Regions from separate parts of the Homo sapiens genome. Here region 2 is linked to region 1. Evidence: read pairs that join two places in POLR2A ChIA-PET (ENCODE). Cell type or tissue: IMR-90. All regions are shown on one strand. Links, peaks and the distances in the headings refer to the core of each region. The heading gives the core; the rest is flanking DNA.

Region 1 (8,520 bases), core at 301-8,300:
TGCAAAGGATGTAGATCCCTGGGAAATTCAAGTGTAAGCCATCCTTAGATTTCAAGAGCATAATGAACTTATGCCCTGTCTCACGATGTATATTCTCTCATTCTCCATACCCCTTCTATAATTAGTATATATCCCCACTACAAAATGCAGATCTCCTTTTAAATATGTAAATTTTGATTCCCAGATTCATTTAGGATCCATTTGTTCTGAGAGCATGTATAAAAATTATCTTACACTGGAAGGATGGATGCAACAATCTTCACTGTGATGAATGCAGGAGTGAAGAGGCTAAAGACAGAAGGGCGATCTCAAGATACCGATGGGAACTCACAGCCTAGAAGAAAGGTTTTACAAGAAAAACTCTGATGTCCAAAGAACTGTGAGAACCAGCAATGAGCATGATCAATTTAAATCTGCAGTTCTCAATTCTCCTATTTAATATGTGTTTCAGCATGCCTCTTATGGCATTTTACACTTGAGTAATTTCATTAGATGGATACTCTGGTGCCTTTGCCATTAAAATATGTTTTGTTGTAAGATTAGGGAGCTATTGAAATACTAAAGTTAAGTCTCAATAAAACAATAATAATAATACTTTAACTGCCTATAAGATCTTTTTTTTACTATATTGACATTCATGCTCAATTACAACACAATTTTTGCCTTCTACATTTTAAAGACCTTTAACATGCTTTTAACTTTTATGACTATGAATTGGTTTTGATGGTACATGTAAACTGTAAATATAGTAACTGCAGATGGCATTAATCTTACTTATGAACCAAATGATCTGAATGTGTAAAAATATAGCCCAAGAGAGTCAGAGTTAAAAGCCTTTGAAAACTGCCTCAATGTCTTCCAGCTAGTGAACTTTCATATCAGTGTCACTGTTCATATTATCTTGTCAGTTGGGGGTCTTTTTTTATACAAGACTTGTTAGGCAACGCCTGCTGGAAATATCAGTGTGGTAGGATCTCAAGCGGCTGTGTGGTTACCTAGACTCTGGGGCAATCAATCCTTTGAATAATAATTCTGAAAATTGACTCATGGACTCTTAGAACTGGAAGCGCTCTTAGAAATCATCAAACAGAGCCTGACTCCCTCAATCAGGACCTGCTTTTAGCTGCACAGCGAATTTGGTTCTACTATCACTATTTCCCTTAGTTTTGCTTTCTCAGTTCCTCTTTCTGCTCCAAATTATAGCAGCAGTCCAAATATCGATCCCTATGATGCTTCCACATTTTATGTTCATTAAACTGCACAGTGACATTTCTATGGTGTAGCTCTTTTTACTTAATGTGAACGGTAGAAGCTACTAGAAGAGACACTGGACTAATTCTGAGGTGGTTTGCAGGAGGAGCTAAGGCTGCACAGCTGCCCACTGTGCCACAGCTCTCTCTAAAAACTGGACCCAATCAAGCTGTTAGTTAGAGATGCCAAATCATCAATCGTCTCCAACCTGAGAATTCTAACTCTCAGTCATTCCTCAAAACCCAGTTTAAATATCTCATCCCCCTTACTAAATAATATCAATAATTAATATCATTTCCCTGTCCCAAGCTCTTTGCATACATCTCTATTGTAGTTAGAAGTTATCTCCCAGTGAGATTATGTAGTTTATTGAGAGAAGTGAGTCTCTCTTATCATTTTTGTATCTTCAGTGCCTGGAATAGAATAGCTGTTTAATAAATGTCTGAACGTAGAAGAAAATGTCAAAGAAAAACATAAAGAACATAGCATACTGTTTTTATTGAATATCAGGGAACATCAGAAATGGAATGTAGAAATATGTAAAATCTCTTCTTCTCTGTTTATGACCAGAAAAAGCCTATGAATATAGTCAGACAATCCTACCCAGTGGAGTAAATTCATTTCTGAAAACGAGGCAAGTTTACATTGCCTCTGTACCTCTGATAACTCTGGCCAATGTTATTTAAATTGTTTATTATCTGTTCAGATAATTCTCAATGCCACACATTCTCCCATAAAGGTAGCCAATTGCATGCCTGCAATACATATATGAATTGTTTCAAAGTGCCAACATTTTCTTTTGTCACTACTCTATGCAGCACACAAAACTGTCATTGCAAATCATTTTATTAATGTCATTTAAAAAACAAATTAACTTTTGGAGCTGTTGTTTGTGGCATTGTGCTGCTGTTTCCCTCCCTTCAACATTCTGTACTGTAGTCTTCACAAAAGAACACTAGAGGGATCAGCTTCATATTTTTCAGAGGCCTTTGTGTCAACCAAGCCAAGTACAATTATGGCTCTTCCCAGAAGAAGGAAAGAATAATGTTGGCAATCGGGCGTTACCACCCAGAACCACAGAAAAAGCTGCAAATGTAACCAAAATGGCTTTCTCGGCCTTTATAAATCCAGAAACCTACGTGGCATTTTCTATGGCTAGAGGCAGCACTTTGGGAAATTACCTTTAGAAAACTGGTTAGAGGTCTACCAGAGCTTTGAAAAGAGCCTGCAACCTGGGGAGGGATTGAAGAAAGAAATAAGCAGACTTGTTGTTTAATAAAGCTGCCATTTTTTTTTTTTTTTTTTTTTTTTACTTCCAAGGGACAAAATCAAGTAAATGTCAAATTTTTTCCCAGCTGGTAAGCACATTCAGATTTCAGACTAAAATGTCCCAAAAAGACTAGGGCTGACGATGAGAAAGAAACACATGAATTCCTTCTTTTCAAAATAAGATAGAGAAAGAATTCAGTCACCTTTAGTCTAGACATTTTTCTCTTCACTTTGCCTAAACCATAGCCATATATAAAGGCATACATTGATAAAATGGTATAATTTTGGTGTTTTGGTGTTTCTGGACAAATAAGAGGGAACTAATCAAGCTAGCAATCCAAGTCTGTCAGAACTAACAAGGTAACTGAATCAGATAAAATTAATAATAATAACAGTAAAAACCTCTTGTTATAATGTCAGACAACACTGTAGCTTTAATTTGTCGATTTCAGAAAGACCTCTTTGGCTCCTGAACTTATTTGGTTAGTGAATTACCTCACAAGCTGATCCTCTCATCTCTCTCATCCCTGTGGTCTTTCCTAATTAAAATGAAAACCACATTGCTCTAATTATTTGATCATACCATTTCTCTTCTCAAAACCTTGCAGTAGCTTTTAATTGCAGCAAAACCTGGAATTCAATGTAAAATCAATACTGGGGCTGTAAGTCCATGCCTCCAATGTTCTCCTGCCTCTGACCCAATCGCTGGCCTTTACTCTGCATGGCCAGGGCTTTCACTTCAGGCAGTCAATCTGCTTGACTCCAATAACATCCTGACATGATTCCCCCTTTTCTTGATTGTACCTTTCTCTTCTCCAATAAATAAACACTCAGCCAGAGCACAGCTGCAATGGTCTATTTTTGTTGGCCATGCTGGATTGTCGTTTATAGGATTTGATGTGCAATATGTCTTGTCCTGTTTCTTCTGAAATCATAAACTTCATGCTTGTTGATGCCTTGATTAGACCATAGCTCTAGTATAGCACTGGGGGCTCCATAAAAGTGGTCAACACTGGAGGAGATCGGCAAGGAAGCTCAAATCTTCGTCTTTATAAGCTAAGAGTGATCATATACATGCAAAAACTTCAGGAAAAGAGGTGCGGTTCCCTTCAGCCATCCCCTTTCATCTCTCACCCCTGACTTGTTCCCTCCCTGTTCTGTAAAAAATAGAAAAAGAACCCTGGCTTTCCTCTATGGTGGAAATTTCCAGCAATGGCCTTCCATAAAAGGGATAGGTCTTGTTTCAGCACCAAGGAATCTGCCTCTAACCGTTTGGGCTGGGTGGTGGAGACTTTTTTTTTTTTTTTTTTTTTTTTTTTGCTTTTAGACAACGTGGAAGTGTCTGGAATGGTGTCTCCAGTCCCAGCCATCATAGGAATTACTCAGTGTTTCAGGGCCCTGAGCCAGTAACCACCTCCCAGCCAGCTCTGCCACGTTAGCTTCGAAAGGGAGGTGAGTGAGCTCTGAGTTCAGAGAGGCCAGAGTGATGGAGTCTCCTGGCTGAGAAACCCTCCACAGGATCGATAGCAATTCTCACAGGGAAAAAAAGCACCCCATTCTAGTTCCTACTCCCTACCCTTACAGAATTGTAGAAAGTGAGAGTGAGTTGTTCAGATCTCACTCCCATCCGGCTCCTTAAAGTATTAGGGACCAGGAAACTAAGCAGTGGTGCAGCCCACCCATCCAAGAAACCTGACCCAGGGCTGCCTGATGGGGCTCCTTTTCTAATTTGACAGTCAAATGGGGAGACTTTTGGAGGGATGCTTTTACAAATTTCCTTCAGAGATGGATACTTTATTCTAATAATTCCACCTAAAGGGACTGCCTTTGCTAATTCTCTCCAAGGAGCTATATAGAAGGGGCACAGCTGAATTGACCTTTCTCAGTAAAATGAATCTTCACACACCTATATGATAAACTCTTTTCTTTTTAATTTTTGGAGGTGGCATGCTTGTCCCCAGCTCCAGTGTTTCTGCATCTCCTCTGCAGCTACCAGAGTGGTAGATATTCCCTAACGTCACAGATTCCCTGACCTGGAGCTGAAGAACTTGAGCCAAATGCTCATCCATGAGTTTGACTTTCTAAAGAAATTAAGCATGAAGAACAAGGTAGGAGGCTTCTTCTGGCTGTCTAGGTTCTGCCAAAAAACGGGTATCTCTGGTTCCCGGAAATCTGACAATCTAACTAGACACCTTGCTCCAACCAGATTTATTGATTCATGTTAAGAGCTACTCCCTAACCAGGAGGTTGTGATGTCCTTCTTATTCTCTTACTCCTCTCTCTCTCTCTCTCTCTCTCTACTGTGAAGGTTTGAATCTTGTGTCTAACATTTATGAATTAGACATGTTATTTAATGCCACTGAACATTAGTGAATTCATCTATAAAATGGAGTAGAATGTATATAAAGCCTCTCCCCTTCCCCTGCCCATAGCCCATCCCACTTTCTAATACTTTAGTGTGGGTGTTCCACTTAGTTGTCTATTCAAATGTCAAATCACTGTTCTGGTCATGGTGTAATATTCCTACCAGCAGGGACCTGATCTGTCTTGTTCTTTCTCTTTAATACCTAAAAAAGTGCTTGGGACAATAAATGTTGGTGGAATTAATGAATGTCAGGAAAATCCACTTCATCTCCAGTCTTCCTTCTGCCATTAGCAAGCTGTAAGTAACCTTCACAAACTCATCTGAGCTGCTTTGGCTACAGTTTCTCCACCTGTAAAACAAGATGTTTGCAGTACAAAGTCTTTGGTTCTCTAAGACATGCTTTCTCTGTTAGGAGATTATTATGACCTTCAGTTCTTTTCTCTGCTCAGCTTTCATCATTCAGGCACATTTCACATCCAAAAGGCATCCATGGTGATTCAGAATGCAAGCTCCCAAACGAGACAGCTGTGATCTGTATCCCAGCCCTCCACCATCTAGCTCCGGGTTTGGGGCAAACTTCTTAAACTTGCTGGGCCCGTTTCACTGTCCATTACCTCAAGGAGCTGTTGGGATGTATAAGTGACTAAATTCAGGTAAAGAAACAGAAAAGTGTGTGACAAACAGTAGGCAGTCAATAAAAGTTCACTATATGACAGTCTTTCCTTCCTATATTTTGAGTTTAGATAAATTACAGTGGCTGCGATTTGGGACTTTGAATGGCATTGCAGTTTTTATTTCCAACTTTTCTCTCTTTGATCAATGGTAGTCTAAATTCTACATATAGCAATCTAAGTGGGTATCAAGTATAAGGATAATAGAAAATATCTTGGATACAGTGTCCATGCTATATATCAAGAATATTATTACTCATAGCAGCTTTTTAAAAATTGTAGTGTAGTATGTGTCCTTATGTTAATCTTAAACCACAACTTAAAGAACTTCAACCAGTCTCAGCCCTTCCTGCCCTCCATGCATTTATCTTCATGATGAAGCTTTTAATTTCTCCACATTTAAGATCAGTTTTATTATTTTTCTTTATTAAAGATATTAGGAATGAAGAAACATTGGCAAAATTATGTTGCTTGTTCTTAATTTTTTTACTGTTACTATTATTAATCTTGTTCCGGCCATGGTACTGGAGTACAATATTTCCTTTTGTGGAACATGGTCATTTTGCTATTCCAAACAAAGTTTGTGAAGATTGAAGTTGGAAGCGTTGTGAACTATGAATAACCCACAGAGTCCTAAACGGTTGTTACATTATTATTTTTCTCACAATTATCCTACGAAAAAAACACACAGATTTATTTGGAAAGGCTCGGAACAATGAAATAAATACAGTACTGATTTCAAATGCAAATGTCACGTCATTTCTAAATGAGTCAACCTTCAAAAGACAATGAAAAATCAACCAGAAAATTTCTGCATGTCAAAGAGTTTTAAAGGTGATAGCTAGTAAATTGAAGTACACATCAAAGTTTCTCCAATAAAAATGTTAAATATAAGTTACTTCTTCATACATATCTAAAACCTGTCAAGTACAGGGGAAAATAATCTGTCCCACCCCCACCCATAAACTGAACAGATCACAGAAATAACTGGCATCTTTCCGCTTCCGAGGAGTGGCCGCAGGTTAGTGACAGTATAATAGTTCCTGTGTGGGAGTGTCCCTGAGTTCTAGCTCCTCCAACGCGAATCATGGCAGTGGCAGTATGTCCAAATCCTGGTAGCAATGCCCAGGATGCATGCAGTCAGAATGGCAAGTGCAAAAGGCATTTCTGGGTCTGTCAAGGCCCTAGGCTGCTGGGTAACTTAGGGGTCATCTCAGCAAGAAAGGACAAGAAAGGATTTATAAGTATACGTACACACTCCCTGGAAATGCATCTAGAGTAGGATTCTCTAACACATTGGACTTCCTGCAGCCAGGCAAGCAGAGTCTTGGACTTCAAGATGTGGGTGTTCAAGTTAATGACAACACCTGTTCTCACCAGCTGGTGAAACCCGAAGAGCCCCCCTGCCCCATCAAGGTTACAAGTGTCTTACATATTTTGAAGAGAGATTGATGCTACCTGTTGTTAATTTATGAGGTGAGTGGGTTGAAAATTAAGGAGGCGGAAAAAATTGTGACATGCAAATGATTTTCCTCCCCCTATGGATCAGAACTTTAATCACACAATAAATATTCTTGTTCTCCATGTGGATGATGCAGGTGACCTCAATTTCACAAAGGCTTGTAAAATCCAGTATGTGTTTCTCTGTTCTGTACAGGGAAATTTGAGTAAACGATTGACTTTTCACTGAAATTTAGGTTTCCTAATGACCCCCACATAAATAATGCAGCTAGAAATTACTGAGGACTAGCCCAGTCGCTTGGTGGCTAGCACTTTCCCCTCCCTTCAGCGGTATCCCTGCATTGTGCCTTTAAGGCAGCAGGGGCTCACTAGCTCCTCGGGCTGAACTCTGCCCTCCCTGGGCAGTGACTCACACTCTGCAGGCTCAGACAAATGGAATCTCCCCCTGTGAGAGCCCTGCAGCCTTCCACTGTGAAAAGTCATCACAGGGCCTGAAGGGAATATTTCCCCCACTTCCAACCTCCAAGCTCTGAGGCCACAAGTGTTTTTCACTGAGAGGGCCAGAATGTTCTAAAGCCTGTGGAAATTAAAAGCGTAATTCATGACACAGCAAAACTTTTTCCTCCCCCCATCATCTAAGACCACCTAGGGAAAAGAGAGAAATGGACTAATGCCAGATTGAGGCCTGGAGGAGAAGCCCCAGTCAACTCTCTTTTCAGTCCTTCCACAGCACAGACCAAACACACACACACATACACACGTGCATGCACACACATCCATACTATACATCATCGTATTGTTGTCTCAGGTTTGGGGAAAACGAAATGTTTCAAGACGGATGAGAAGGGAAATTGTGTGAGGAACTGCAGCTCTCCTCCAAAAATGTGTGTGTGTGTGTGTGTGTGTGTGTGTGTGTGTGTGAGAGAGAGAGAGAGAGAGAGAGAGAGAGAGAGAGGGAGGAGGAGGAGAAGGAGAAGGAGGAGGAGGAAGCAGAGGAAGAGAGGGAGGAATGGGGAAGAGGGACAGAGATAGGGGGCGTGGAGGGAGAGCCAGACAATGAAGTAAAAGAACAATCAAAACAAAGTTCCTTCTCCCTCCCCCAGTTCCAGATTTTTGGGCAGCTTCCAAACTTGCTAACTTTCCCAAGGACAAGTTTTAAAGAAATGTTCAAAAAGCCAACAAAACTAAATGTAGATACCTTTGAAACTTCTTAGATAACAGTTACAGACAGCAGTAGCAACCCAACTCTAAAACTGGGCCATTGAAAAGGAGGAGGAGGAGTCTGTGTCCCTGACTGCCACACTTGAAAAGAACTCTAGCTCTGAGGAGTTGATCCGTCTTCCCAATCCCTCATCCACCCAAGCCCAAAAACTCAGACTTTTCAATGGAATCCACCATCCTATGCTTACACTGGTGTGGGAAAACCATCACATACTTTTATTTCTAAATGTTTCTGTTCTGTTTGTTTAAATATGCATAATGTATCAGAAAGAAATGGAAAAA
Region 2 (8,260 bases), core at 261-8,260, 120 kb after region 1:
GAGAGATTAGGAACAAAAGAAATTTTAATTTGCTAATAAATGCAAACCAGGGCTCGGAAGCTACACAAATGTAAACTCTCATATGTAAAACAGTATCACTGAAAGTGATGAATGGTGCAACACTTCTTCTAATCACTTTTTTCAGGGGGAACGCGGTCCCCCAGGTGAGAGTGGTGCTGCCGGTCCTACTGGTCCTATTGGAAGCCGAGGTCCTTCTGGACCCCCAGGGCCTGATGGAAACAAGGTAAAATCTTATGTTTTCTATATTGCTGGTTTGGCCCAGTCTGCCTGGAATAAGTAGACCCTTTACAATAGAAAGATAATTGTTTTTCAGATTTTTATTTATTTCCAGTTCTGTGATGACTTCCCTCTCAGTAAACAGCAATCCGATTCCAGTGGACCTGAATTATTCTAAACAAACAAACAATAGCAACAAACTGTGGGGGAAAATTCAGAGTTCCCAAAACATAAATGAATTAGTATGGGTTGTCACTCTTTTCTCCTCACGCTGTTTATGCTTTTGTTTTAATCTAGAAACATTGTATTCATTGGACATTATTTTCAGAGAAAATAACTTTTTATCTTAACATCTCATCCCATAGAGTAAAATTTCAACAAGTAGTCTGACTTTTAATAATAAGAGTTTATGATGATGAAAATTCATTGGGCAATACATTCACCCCCAAAAATTTGTCTGGAAACTTGTGTTCCAAAATAGAATCTGTGGTTTAGATTTTAAAATAGATTTAATATACATTCCTGAAAAAGAGATTACCTTAACCACAATAAAAAGAAGACAACACATATTATTTTCATTCTTAACTCTAGGGGAAAAAATGTAAACATTAGTTGCAAAAAGCTATTTTAGTGTATGGAAGGATGTTCTTGGGAAAAAAATAAAAACATAAAAGGGAGAGAGGAAATAAAGAAACCACGGTTTTGTGAGGTAGTACTTTCAAAGGGATCTATGTATCTCAGAAGCTAGTCAACAGGTTTTAAGTATGTGGAATTGTAGGGTTTTATATAAAAATGGAAGATACAGTCTCTACTCTTAAGGAGATTAAAACACAAACATCTCCTCAATTGACAAGGTCTCTTTCCATGCTTTCTATCTGGGCTAAGAGACTTATCCTTGAAAAATGTTTGTGGGTAAACATTTTTTACTCTCTGCTTCCCATTGTCCTATCCTCTTCTCCATGCCTGCCATCCTTAAGAGGACTGAAGCAGGTTATAGAGGAATCGCAGCTGTGCACTCCCACTACCCTCATCTCTTCAGTCACCATGTCATTAACAGCATCTCTCTCTGCTATATTCTCCCTCCTTTCAATAGCCCAGCCTTCTTTGTGTTTCAAAGCAGGCAAGAAGCCTGTCTAGCTAGCTGTTTAAATTGGAATTCTTCTAGAGTTTGATTCTTCATTTTCTTCTTTCTCCACTAAAATTGATTTCACATGTGTTTGACTCAAGGGTGAACCTGGTGTGGTTGGTGCTGTGGGCACTGCTGGTCCATCTGGTCCTAGTGGACTCCCAGGAGAGAGGGGTGCTGCTGGCATACCTGGAGGCAAGGGAGAAAAGGTACGTGTTGACCCCTATTACATATTGTTGATGAACTCTAGTAAAGAAGGCTGCACAAGGATGCCCAAGTTTTCACAATTCTTGGCAGGTGGTCTGGTAGCATTTTCATATCTATCTATATACATTTCCCTCTGCCACCTAGCACCTACACATTTCTAAACTCACTAATCTGGCAAAATTCCTTGCTACCATGGAATTTCACACAAACAGATGGTGTTGAGTAATACATGAGGCTCATTTTAATGCCACTAACAATAATGCCTCATCCTGTCCTAATTAATGGGAAGAAGCTACATTGAACAGCTGTCAACCATGCTGCTGCATTAGTTATGCCGTAAGAGTGATCAGGCGCTGCAGCCCATTGTGATGTTGCCTTACAATTCTGTCCACATGAATCTGTACCTTGCTTGATTATGCTTCAGGAGAGTGTACGGAAATTAGAAAAGATTGTTTAACAATAATCTGGAAATGGCCTTGAATTATTTTTTCCTCATTATTTTTCTCGATTAACATTCTACAGAATGGTAAGGAATCGAGACATTGCTAAAAATCTTAAATGACTGAAGGTATCATAGCATCTTCTGTAAAAAAGAAAAAAACTTCATATTAATTTCGATTCAAAATTTTGGTCAGAAAACAAAAAGTTGCTCTTGCTTTATACTTTCAGGGTGAACCTGGTCTCAGAGGTGAAATTGGTAACCCTGGCAGAGATGGTGCTCGTGTGAGTAGAATTTTGTTTGTATGTTTCTTCGTACTTGGATTTTTTTTTTATGTTTGAATTGAGAAGTTTTCCAAATTAGAACTACACACACTTTATTTATCAAGTTTAATAAAATAATATTCCTTTCTCTCCTGGGTCTATGACTAATAATATCATTTTACATGTTCCAAAGGAAAAATTAAATGGGATTTAACCTCTTTGAAAATAATATCCTGAATTTTCTAACTTCCCTAGTGTCAATGATACCAACTACAAACTATAGACCAAAAGCTTTAGGTTTAATAGAATATTAAATGATTGCTTCAAGTGATAACAGAGATTAAAATAAATAAATAAATAAGTCTCCTATGCTTTAGGAAGCCGGGACCTCTAACAAGATTCTATAGTTATTCAAACCTACTCCCTAGAAATTTATCACCCAAAGAGCAGCCCCAAAGATTAGCTGTTAATGCCATGAAGATGCCAAAGATAATCCCATGACAGTCTAATTACCTTATCTCGTATGTCAGCCTCATGGGTCTTCTAGGCCACAGTCGGCCTGGATTCCTTTATTCACCTCTCCTTCAGAGCTGAAAACTGACTGTAGCACATCTGTAATAGTCTTTCTTTTGAATCACGTAGTTCTAACAGTTTCAAACAAGGCTACTCATTTGCTGCTCTCCAGGGAATTTTACAATAGCGGAAAGTTCAGATCTCCCAAATTTCTGACCTGCTATTGACTTACACATTTCCATAACCTTTATTACTGGAGTACCCTCCTTCTGAGAGTGGCTTCTAATAGTCTTGTTAATTAGAACCAAAATACATCAGAGGCCTTCTAGATATCCAACCAGAGTGCAGTGAAAGTGTTCAGTCACTGTATAAGCACAGAAAAAAAGAATGACAAGGTTCACTTTTGATGATACGGGGTGTTATTAATAAGACATGTTTCCTTTTTGGTACTAGGGTGCTCCTGGTGCTGTAGGTGCCCCTGGTCCTGCTGGAGCCACAGGTGACCGGGTAAGCATGCATTTTCACTAAGCCAACAGCAATATCTAAAATTTCCCGCCTTCCCTAGTCCCAAAGAGCCCCAGCAATTCATTTTTATGGCTTGGTATAAAGCCTACTTATTTAAAAACCTAGCTATTGTGATAGAGCAGCAGGAAACAAATGCTGTGTGTTTAAAATTACTTTTCCCTTCCTATAGATTTGCCAGCTATCTGATCTATACTCTAATCCCTAGCATTTGTTTTAAAGTCTCTCCATGTTGCGCATTAACAATATCCTAATGCACTGAGGCTTCTCAAAGCCTTCAATTATTACCAAAAAATCAATAAAATACATAGTGTGCCCATTTCACATTGAACTCTCCACTTAAAATAGATCTTATTTATTGTATTGCAAAGATTGCCACAAATAGATCAGCCCCGTGTCCATCTAAAAATTAAAATGTCCTCCTCCTGGTATTGTAGGCACTGATTTATAGTGTTTTCTCAAGTGTATAACCCATACTACTTAACCCCCAAAATGAATATAGCATTAAGTAAAAATCCACTTCATTTTACTCTGTGAGATGTGCGTCAGTTATCTCTTCCAAGGCAACTACAGACTCTGTCTGTCCACCACTGTTCTCTCTCCCTCCCAGTTCTTTGAGCATCTATGTCAGGCACATTAACAGATTCATCTTTGGTCCCATTATAGGGCGAAGCTGGGGCTGCTGGTCCTGCTGGTCCTGCTGGTCCTCGGGGAAGCCCTGTAAGTAAGAACCTGGGTCATTTTGTATACTCACACCTCACAATGTTTAGACATTGATGAACCTAGGATTGATAACACATTTTTAAATCCCTTCTCCCACCTAGGGTGAACGTGGTGAGGTCGGTCCTGCTGGCCCCAATGGATTTGCTGGTCCTGCTGTGAGTATCACATAATGAAGATTAATCTGAAAACATCCTAAGTTGGGGAGTAGAGTGGGTCGGAATACCAGAGCTGTAACTGTTTATTTCCAACAGGGTGCTGCTGGTCAACCTGGTGCTAAAGGAGAAAGAGGAGCCAAAGGGCCTAAGGGTGAAAACGGTGTTGTTGGTCCCACAGGCCCCGTTGGAGCTGCTGGCCCAGCTGTAAGTTGAATTCACTGGTGGTCCACACAGCAGCTACCCATTAGATCTTCCAATTAAATATATATCCGTCAAGTGCCTGCTATGCAACAGGGAATATACCAGATAGAAGATGGAAAATAACGGAAGGATTAACATTTGCACACTGCTTTACAAAGTATAAAAGTTTCATGAATATTGTTTTATTTTAATTCTCTGATAACCTCATAAGGGTGGTAATATTGAAGAACATTCTGACACAGATAGTCATTTTTTATTTCTATATTTTCTTCTAAGAGATGCGGGAATGATCCACTTGAAGAAAAGAGTAGCATTTACAAGGGTTTGTTTGTGATTTGACTCCATCTTTTTGTTTGCATTTAGGGTCCAAATGGTCCCCCCGGTCCTGCTGGAAGTCGTGGTGATGGAGGCCCCCCTGTGAGTATTTACAATGGACTCTCGCCGCTTTTCTTTTTTCAGAATCTATTAAGGACACTTGAAAGTTTTGAAATTTTTGGTAAATTTGGACTACCATGAGGAAACTTTTGAGATTCAAGTTCATTCTATTCAGAGCAATTCCGATATTGATGTTAACTTGAACTCAGCTGGAACTCAGTGTATGTTGCTATCAGCTCACTTGAGGTAATAACCAAGGTGGGCCCTAGGCAGTTTAATTGTAAAGTCGGAAAAAATATTCCTTTTGGCGTTTATTAATATGCCCCTTCTTCTGCCTGACCATGTCCTTCTCCTTTGCAGGCAATGCTATCACAACAATTCTCTAGAGACCCAGAGCTCCCCAAAAATGAACTTTACTGACTTCTTCTCTCACTGGACAGTGCTGAATTATCTAGGTCATTTGTTATTCTTTTGTCCATGAACACCATTACCTATTAAGTGTCCATTTCCTTACCACTCAGCCAGGTGGTAAAGATAGTTATTAATGTATACACATTAATGTGTAATAATGACATAGTGTCTTATCTTCATACCTTTACAACCATAAGATAATATGTCAGCATTTCAGAAAGGACCATCCAAACCTTAACGCAAAATATGGGCATTGCAACTGGTAATATGCTGGTAAGGAAGATGTGTGGAGAAGGAGGGCCTTCAGGGTCCTGGCTAAATAATGCCCTATATGAAGCTGCCTACCTCCTACTCCTTGGTCTATTCCTGGTCACATGTACTGATTTTCCAAAACAAAGAAATTCCCATCTTACCCAAATTCTTGGAGTTGATGTTGACTGTGGAATTCTAATGTGCTTGGCTCTTAGGGTATGACTGGTTTCCCTGGTGCTGCTGGACGGACTGGTCCCCCAGGACCCTCTGTAAGTAAATCACTGTAAACGTGTCTTCATTTACTCTAGCCAAAAGGCCTGGCTTCTGATAGGAAACTGGTAAGAAACTCTTCATGAAAACACATCACTAATATTCGCTATTACTCTCCTGGTCTGAAGTCAGCTTTTCTGAACCATTAAGGTATTTCATCACAAGTTATATTTTATAATATCAGTTTAAGAGGCTTTTATTCATGTGAACACCAGTCCCCTTTCAGGGGCATGGTCTTTTTGAAAAAAAAAAAACAAAAAAACGAACAGTTTTAGCCACATATCAGATATTTCTATATCTAATTATCCTTTATGGCTAACATTCTGCCTCCATTGTTAAGGTATAATTGTTCCTGAATTTAAAGGTGGTTTGGCCTCTAATTTAATTCTGATTCAGACTCTCCTGTCAGGACTCAAGAAAATTTAATTAATTACCAAGGATTAAGTCTTCTGGTTAAGGTTTCTGGGAAAAAAAAATAGCAAAGATGTTGATTTCTTGGAATCCTTTTACAGGTTCATAACAGAAAAATCTTCATTCCCTGTAGGCATTTAATTAAACCTAGTTGAGAAGTGTGTGGGATTCCTCAATTATGAACAAAACACGTATATTGGCTTTCTTTAAAAAAAAAAAAAAAGAAGAAAAAAGAAAAGGCAAAGTCCTTCGAAACTCAGAGTCCCATTCATTTATCATTAACTCCTATCATTCTACATAGTTCTGATTCCAATATGCCAGGGTACCAGTGGCATGACATTGTTTTTCCTCATAGAAATTTGCCATAGTCTCTCCTCCATTATTTGGTTGGTTACAGCCTCATAAAGGAAGACAGGAGTTGCTTCTTTCTGCAAGAAAGAAGGTTAAAAACTATAAATATTTCCCCCAAATGGCCAGGGTATTATTTTATTGCATCACATTGTTTGCATCTTAAGATCTAGAATCTTTGCTGCTCTCTTCCAGGCCCTTGGTGATTAACAGAAAGGAAATGACCTTGTACATTTGCTCATAGGGTATTTCTGGCCCTCCTGGTCCCCCTGGTCCTGCTGGGAAAGAAGGGCTTCGTGGTCCTCGTGGTGACCAAGGTCCAGTTGGCCGAACTGGAGAAGTAGGTGCAGTTGGTCCCCCTGGCTTCGCTGGTGAGAAGGGTCCCTCTGGAGAGGCTGGTACTGCTGTAAGTGATTTCCAACTCCTCTTTCTTAATACCTTATGCTGAATTAAAATAAAGCCCCTACACAAATCTTCAAGTGGCATCTATTTGTTGATGAGTATTGCAGGCTCTCAAGTAGAGCTCAGTTGAGCCAGGAAATCTGTCCAGCACACACTGAGGGGCTGTGGCTTCCAAGATGCTCAGAAAGCACAAAATCGGGAAGACAATAAATGAGGGAACTCAGTTTTATCACAAAGCCCTTAAAGCTATTGAAGGCACCTTACTGGTACCAGGATTAGAACAGAGTCCCATTGCTGTGGCCATCCTACTACATATTAATCAATCTCAGTAGGCTACCAATTTCTTAAACATACACTGTCCAGTATTAGTGCTACTCTGAAAGGTGCCCCTATTAGACCTTAGAGGCCAAAGTCAAAATTTGCTTCCTTTTGATATACTGATTTTACTGATTTCCTTTTTGTTTTTGTTTTTTGTTTTTGTTTTTGTTTTTTTGTTTTGGGATGGAGTTCCCCTCTGTTGCCCAGGCTGGAGTGCAGTGGCACGATCTCAGCTCACTGCGACTTCCGCCTCCCCAGTTTAAGTAATTATCTTGTCTCAGCCTCCCGAGTAGCTGGGACTACAGGCACACACCATCATGCCTAGCTAATTTTTGTATTTTTAGTAAAGACGGGGTTTCACCATATTGGTCAGGCTGGTCTCGATCTCCTGACCTCAGGTGATCCACCCACCTTGACCTCCTAAAGTGCTGGGATTACACATGTGAGCCACCCCACCCAGCCTGATTTCCTTTCCTTTGTGTATATACCCAGCAGTGTGATTGCTGGATCTTATGGTAGTTCTATTTTTAGTTTTTTGAGGAACCCCTCCTACTATGTACAACTATTATGTATCCATAACAATTTAAATTTTTTTATTTGTTTCCCTGCCTAGAGGCTATAAAAACTCTATTTCACCACCCCAAGTGTCTTTATAAATCTCAACCACATATTTTTAAATGTTGTGCCATTGGTCTCAAGGATGAATCAGATACAAAAGTATTCATGCCAAGATGTAAACTCACCGTCATCACTAGAGAAAAGATATCCAAGGATATGTCCTAGTAATAGGAGGTCATTAGCCTTTTTCTAAGCTGAAGACAGTTTATTCTCACAATCTTCAAGCCAACCTGTGTTATCACCTAGGGTCTTACCCATAATACTCAGTATTTTTTCTCTATTTAGGGACCTCCTGGCACTCCAGGTCCTCAGGGTCTTCTTGGTGCTCCTGGTATTCTGGGTCTCCCTGGCTCGAGAGGTGAACGTGGTCTACCAGGTGTTGCTGGTGCTGTGGTGAGTGCTTGACAGTATTCTGACTCCATTAACATAAGAAAAGATTTTAAAAGCTGCCACTTCAAATGTGACAGAT

The links. ChIA-PET counts read pairs that join two places held together with the same protein. Peaks named below come from ENCODE experiments on the same cell type or tissue, not always from the same donor. Only the 100,000 strongest peaks of a DNase experiment are listed, where the experiment ranks them.
Region 2: POLR2A ChIA-PET joins it to region 1 with 17 read pairs; 6 of 35 experiments call an interaction of 5 or more read pairs at or near these places.

Annotation. Positions count from the first base shown.
Region 1 is chr7:94,293,762-94,302,281 of GRCh38, forward strand. The region is part of intron 2 of LOC112267858 (a long non-coding RNA gene); the gene reads right to left. Among named protein-coding and RNA genes, the nearest start is that of COL1A2-AS1, 94 kb to the right of the region's middle. RefSeq lists an enhancer at 6,495-7,694. In IMR-90, for the core only: CTCF peaks have their summits at 2,218 and 7,392; DNase peaks (open chromatin) are centred at 2,250, 3,890, 5,370, 7,460 and 1 weaker place; H3K4me3 peaks cover 2,367 bases; H3K27ac peaks cover 5,989 bases.
Region 2 is chr7:94,416,260-94,424,519 of GRCh38, forward strand. It overlaps COL1A2 (collagen type I alpha 2 chain), which reads left to right. Exons shown (of 52, transcript NM_000089.4): 31 at 146-244; 32 at 1,465-1,572; 33 at 2,240-2,293; 34 at 3,239-3,292; 35 at 3,974-4,027; 36 at 4,132-4,185; 37 at 4,282-4,389; 38 at 4,750-4,803; 39 at 5,640-5,693; 40 at 6,698-6,859; 41 at 8,077-8,184. Among named protein-coding and RNA genes, the nearest start is that of COL1A2, 25 kb to the left of the region's middle. In IMR-90, for the core only: no CTCF peak of the experiment used is centred there; a DNase peak (open chromatin) is centred at 7,862; H3K27ac peaks cover 7,216 bases.